2 separate regions of the Homo sapiens genome follow, and region 1 is linked to region 2. A link is a loop called in an ENCODE intact Hi-C map of the cell type or tissue named here. Cell type or tissue: pancreas. All regions are shown on one strand. Each heading gives the region's core, and the rest is flanking DNA. Links, peaks and the distances in the headings are about the cores only. Region 1 overlaps KLF15 (KLF transcription factor 15). Region 2 has its middle 87 kb from the start of KLF15.

What was found. Hi-C counts contacts between places; a loop is a spot of excess contacts. Peaks named below come from ENCODE experiments on the same cell type or tissue, not always from the same donor. Only the 100,000 strongest peaks of a DNase experiment are listed, where the experiment ranks them.
Region 1: a loop joins it to region 2, with 2.7 times the contacts of the local background. A loop is called at or near these places in 65 of 110 quality-filtered maps.

The regions. Positions count from the first base shown.
Region 1 is chr3:126,351,306-126,354,138 of GRCh38, forward strand. KLF15 (KLF transcription factor 15) reads right to left here. Exons shown (of 3, transcript NM_014079.4): 2 at 536-1,642. The coding sequence starts at 1,617. Among named protein-coding and RNA genes, the nearest start is that of KLF15, 4.7 kb to the right of the region's middle. In pancreas, for the core only: no CTCF peak of the experiment used is centred there; DNase peaks (open chromatin) are centred at 636, 1,316 and 1,616; H3K4me3 peaks cover 138 bases.
Region 2 is chr3:126,268,889-126,271,799 of GRCh38, forward strand. No RefSeq gene overlaps it. Among named protein-coding and RNA genes, the nearest start is that of KLF15, 87 kb to the right of the region's middle. In pancreas, for the core only: no CTCF peak of the experiment used is centred there; a DNase peak (open chromatin) is centred at 1,433; H3K27ac peaks cover 2,500 bases.

The DNA of each region.
Region 1 (2,833 bases), core at 334-2,833, 82 kb after region 2:
GAAGCTAGTCCCACTGGTTGGGGAAGCAGCATTTTCAGGATGTGACCTCTCGAATCCGGCCTCTGGGTTCAAATCCCATTCACAAAGCAGAGTGACCTTGGGCAAGTACCTGGCCAGTCGGAGCCCTAGTGTCCTGTGATGTAAGTTGGGAGTGATGGTGGTACTTACCCTGTGGGGCTGTGGGCCCAAAGGGAGCCGCTGCCTGGCCCCTAGACCGCACTCATCCTTCCTCGCCAGCCCCTCAATCCCCACCCTTGTCAGACTGGATGGGGAGACCCAGCTGGCAGCACAGGCCAGTGAAGCCTTACCTGGCCATCAGGAAACTGGACACCAGTTGGCTTCCGGCTTCAGGAACCAGGAGGACCAAGGAAGCCTCCAGGCAACTGTGCCAGCTCTGGGCCTGCACCCGCCTGCCCCTCCCTCCCCTCCCTCATCTACCTTCTGTTAATGGTGGAAAATGGCCCTGCTGCACACCCAAGTAAGCAGACATGAGTGGCTGTGCTCACTGCCCAGGCCTGTCACTCGCTATACTGACCTCCAGCCGCAGCCTGGCCAGGTGCAGGCGAAGGGCTTCTCACCCGTGTGCCGGCGCAGGTGGGCCTTGAGGTGGCTGCTTTTGGTGTACATCTTGCTGCAGCCAGGGAAAGTACATTTGTGCATTTTGATGAGTTCTGCGGCTGGGTTCTTGGGGAACTTCTGGCCCATGAGGAGACCGGCAGGGCCAGGCCCCAGGGGTCCCGATCCAACAGGCTTGGCGGCAATGGGCACAGGGGCAATGCGCACAAACTTGGAGGGCAGGTTCAAGTTGGAGGAGGGTACCACCTGGGGCACGAGTGCGAAGGTCTGCCCCTGGATGTTGACCAGGAGCTGGGCAACCTTGACATTCTCTGGGGCTTGCCCAGGGGAGGCAGGCCCTGTGCCCGATTCCTGCTTCACAGGCACGGGCTGGATCTGCAGCAACACTGGGATGGGGCCATCAGGCGTGGGGCCCCCACCTGGGCCCTGGGCACCTCCTGCACTGGCACCACCTGGTGGAGGGGAACAGCGCTCTCTCCCGCTGGACCCAGGATGGAGGTGGCTCTTGTGTGGCCCAGCTGAGAGCTGGCTGCAGGCATCCAAGTCCTTGCTGTTGCCCTCAGGGACCTCCTTGACTCCAGGCTCCATGTTCTCCTCCAGAAACTCTTCAATCTCCTCCAGGGTAGGCTGGAAGGGCCGTGGGACGTCATCAGGATCACCCAAAGGAAACTCGGGCAAGCAGAAATGCTCCCCCTTCACAGGGGCCGCTGCCCTTCGCCAGGGCCCCCAGGCCACGGGGCCACTGCTGGCCCCAATGCTACTGCCGCTGCCCCCGCCACTGCCCAGCGTGGCCTGGGACAATAGGAAGTCCAAGATGCTGTCCTGGCTCTCGGTGCCCAGGCCTCCACCATAGCAGGAGCAGAGGGCTTGAGAGTCGGGACTGGAACAGGAGCAGGGGCTGGAGGCATCGCTGTCATCTTCAGAGACGGGTGAGGGCAGCATGTGATATGCCCGCCGGCCAACCAGCCTATCACCCAGATACCCAACTGGGCATTTTGGCGACGAGAAGTTCTCGTCCACTGGAAGTAAGTGGTCCACCATGCTGGCCTGGCCGTGCCGGTGGCGGCTGCAGGAAAGGAACACAGGAGGCCTGGTCAGAAGGACAGTGCTCACCTGCCACCTCGCAGGCCTCTGACCCCACCCTCAGCTGCCTGCCCACAGCCTCCTATTGCCAAACGCCTGGATCCTGCTTCCATCCCCCAGGAGAGCTGTGCCTGCAAGAGTGTTTTCTGAAATTGCACCACCTGTTTGCAAAAGAGACCTCTCCAAGCCCATTGCATAACCAGGGGCACTTCTGGTTTCAAACAGATTTTCCAGAATTATCCTGGAAAATAGCACATATGTCTGTGAACAACTGAGTATGGGTGAGTATGAGAGAAGGGCATGCGCGAGGAGGCTCTCTGGACCCCAGGAGGGCCAAAGCCCTGAATCAGCCCACCGTCAACATCATAGGAGTCACTGTACATCTGAGGACTCCTGACCTCAGCTTCACGCCTGTTGAGTCACAGAATGGGGGTAGAACAGCCATTTGCCCTCTGACCCTCATGTTGCTGAGGCTTCCAGAGGGTTGCCAGATTACGCAAATAAAAATACAAGCCAACAGTTACATTCGAATTTCAGATTTAAAAAATAAACTATTTTTAATATAAGTATGTTCCCAATATTGGATAGGACACACTTACATTTAAAAATTATTTCACCTGAGATTCAAATTTAACTAGGCCGCCTGCATTTTAACTGGGCAAGTGTAGCATGTAGGCAAAACAGTCAAAGACCAAAAAGTGCCTGCCTGCGCAGCTGTTTCCCCACCTAAAGCTCCTCCACTCTCCAGTCCTCAAACCCCTCTGAGCCTTGACTGCCCTGTGAGTGGCACAGGCTTGAACGCAACCCTCTCACCTGCACCCTGATGCTTGAGCATCCTGGTGGCCAAGGCCCTGCCCCTCTGGTGATAATCCGTGGAGTGGAAGCAGACCACTGGGGTCCCAGAGCACCCGCATGTGCCTAACTGCCTTGGACTTCACACCCATCTAGTGGGAAAGGAGACAACCACCCCCCCAGCCCATCCTGACCAATAAGGAAGTGGAGTCCCCTGCACTCTCTGCCATTGCTCTCTCCATCTGGGACACTCACCGCCTTGCGAAGGTTCAGCTAATGCCTGTCTCCCCCTGAGACAGTGCACTCCATGTCTCTGCTGCGTCCCCAGTGCCTGGACTGGCCGCTGGTGCCCAGCAGGGGCTCAGAGAACTTTGATAGAGAG
Region 2 (2,911 bases), core at 261-2,760:
AGATTCACCTGCAGAGCAGAGTAGGTGCTTAGAGGTTTGCTGATTGATGAAGAAGGTGCTAGAACAGGCTGGGCCCTAACACTCCCTGCTTTGTCAACCAAACATCAGGTTAAAACACCAGGTAGGAGCCTGTCCTGGGCTGGCGAGGGCTGGCCAGGTAATTGAAGGTCATCTCAGCAGGGCACTCCCCCCGCTCAATCGCCTAGAGCCATTCCCCAGTGTGGTGTGACCTTGGGCAAACCCCTTCATGTCTCTAGCCTCTGTGGGCAGCAGTGGTCCTGGTGTCTCCATCATGAGGGAAGTACAGACAGCACTAGGAATGCTGTCTGCACAGAGGTCACTCAGTAGAGGTGTGCTGGCTCTTTCTTCATCACTGACCTCTTCATCCTCCTGCATTTTTCTGGCCACGATGAGCTCCTCTGAAGCCGTCCTTCCAGCACAGAAACTCCAAGTTGCCCTGATTTGTGTTCACAAAGGCACCAGTTTTCAGCAGTTTAGAGGACTGAGTGGTTCTCAAAGTGGTCCAGAGAGCTCTGGGGCCCCGATACACTTTCAAGGCATCTTCAAGGTGAAAACTCTGTTCGTGACAATGTTAACATGTTACTTCTGTCTCATTCTCTCTCAGGGGTATGGCAGCAACTTCCAGCAGGTATGATGATGTCACTGCTCCGACAGCCAATGGGCAGGGGCCATGACGTCACCACTCTGACAGCATGTGTTCCTGGGCTTTAAAAGTTCCTCCAAAGTTGGTTAAGGGATACAGACATACAGTTAGGTAGAAGGAACAAGTGTTATAAGTTAACAATATTTTCTTGTATATTTCAGTATAGCTAAAAGAGATTTGTAATGTTCCCAACAGAAAGAAAAGACACATGTTTAAGGTCTTATATATCCCAGTTACCTTGATTTGATCATTGCACATTGTATATGTGTATCAGAATATCACATGTACCCCCAAAATATGTACAACCTAATATAGATCAATAAAAATAAATAAGCTTTTCATTTTCATTTCAAATACATTAAATACCAATAGGTGTAACTCACCATTTAAAAAAGGTCCTCAGCAATTTTTATTTAATTTATTAAGAGTGAAAAGGGGTCCTGAGACTAAAATTTTGAGACTCGCTGGATTAAATAGAGTTTAAATCCAGGTTCTGTCCCTGAACGTCTACAAGGCCTAGAGGAAATTACTTTAAACATGTGAAGCCTCAGTTTCTCTTCTTAAAAGGAGAGAAAAGGCACCTTCCTCATTGTGTGATGTGGCTCATTACTGAGACAATGCAAACAAAACACACAGACATGTGCCCAGCCCTCCTGCATGGTGGAGCTCTCCTTCCGGGTGGAGGCTGCCAGCTGCCCTGGCTTGCGCTCCAAGGACCAGGGTGCCCATGGACTCTGAAGGGACTCTTAGCAGCTAGCTCCTCAAAGGCTGGCCAACAAGGACAAGCAGAGCCCCTGCCCCAGAGCATTCATCCAGCCTGGCACCCTCCCCAGGCGGGCGCCCGGCCAGCTCCCTGAGTACACATTTTCCTACATGTCTAAGGTGTGAGAAAAGTAACACATTTGTTGTTGATCTTGTTGGAAAAGGCCTGGTTTTAAAGAGCAGTGTGTTTTTAACTTGTTGCGAAGTACATTCTGTAATTCCTGACCAAAATACCAACTGACGTTAAAAAAAACCTCCTTCATGGAAAAAATATTTTGTTTGGAGAGTGATCCTTAAACGCTAGTGGAGGGTGCAATGCCTCCTCCTAAGGCCATTCCAGGAGGGTCAGCCGTCCCCCCAAGAGTGCTGGGACTCAGCCTGGACAGCCTGGCTTCTGCCACAAAAGGCACAGAAGTCAAACATCCAGAGAAAACCACAGGGGAAAAGGAGCTATTCAAGTTGAAAAGAGAATTCAGTGAGGTGGCCAGTTACAAAATAAATATACAAAACTTTGCGGCTTGCCAAGTGCCCCAAAATAGTCGTAACAAAATATATTGGGGGAAAAAAGGCCCCATTCACAATTCAATAAGAAATTAGAAATTCCTAGGAGTAAACTAAACAAGGAAACACATACAGGACCTAAAGTCAGAGGGCTCCAACTATTACCTGAGAAGCACAAATTATTTAGTAAATGGAGAGATATATGTATACATGTCCCTGGATAGGAAGACACAATATTGCAAAAATGTCCATTTTCTGGCAATAAATATTTGAAAAGAAAACCAGAGCAGCAGGGAATGAGATTTGCCTTATCAGATATTAAAGCTAAAAGTCTTTTAAAAATTGAATTCCTGATGCCGGAATGCAGTGGCACAGAATCAGAACTCCACATGCCCACCGGAAGTTATGTAAGCATTTAATATGCGATAAGATGACCTTTCAAATTAGTGTGTAAATCATAGGCGTTTTTCAATAAACAGTTTGGGCAAATGGCCAATCCCTTGAAATGAAATAAAGTTAGCTTTCTGTTTTTCACTCTAGGTGGATTAAAGATTCAAACGTAACATGAAACCATAAAAACACAAGAAGCATATTTCAGTGAATATTTATGTAATCTTGGGGGTAAGGGAGAACTTAATAAATACGAAACCAGAGATTAAAACAATAAGGGAAAAGGTAAATGGGTTTGACCAGAAAAAAATTTAAAGTTTCACTGTGTCAATAAATACGAACCAATCTGTGCATTAAAAATGAACTCTAGTAGGTTTGACTGCAGACATTTTCTACTTCTTGATAATACGGGGCAAGATGAAACTTGCCACGTTCATCCAGGCAGGGAATATTCATCTAGTGATTGTAAAAAAAAGAAAAAAAGAAGAAAAAAAAAAAAGGCTGGGCACAGTGGCTCACACCTGTAATCCCAGCACTTTGGGAGGCCGAGTTGGGTGGATCACCTGAGGTCAGGAGTTCAAGACCAGCCTGACC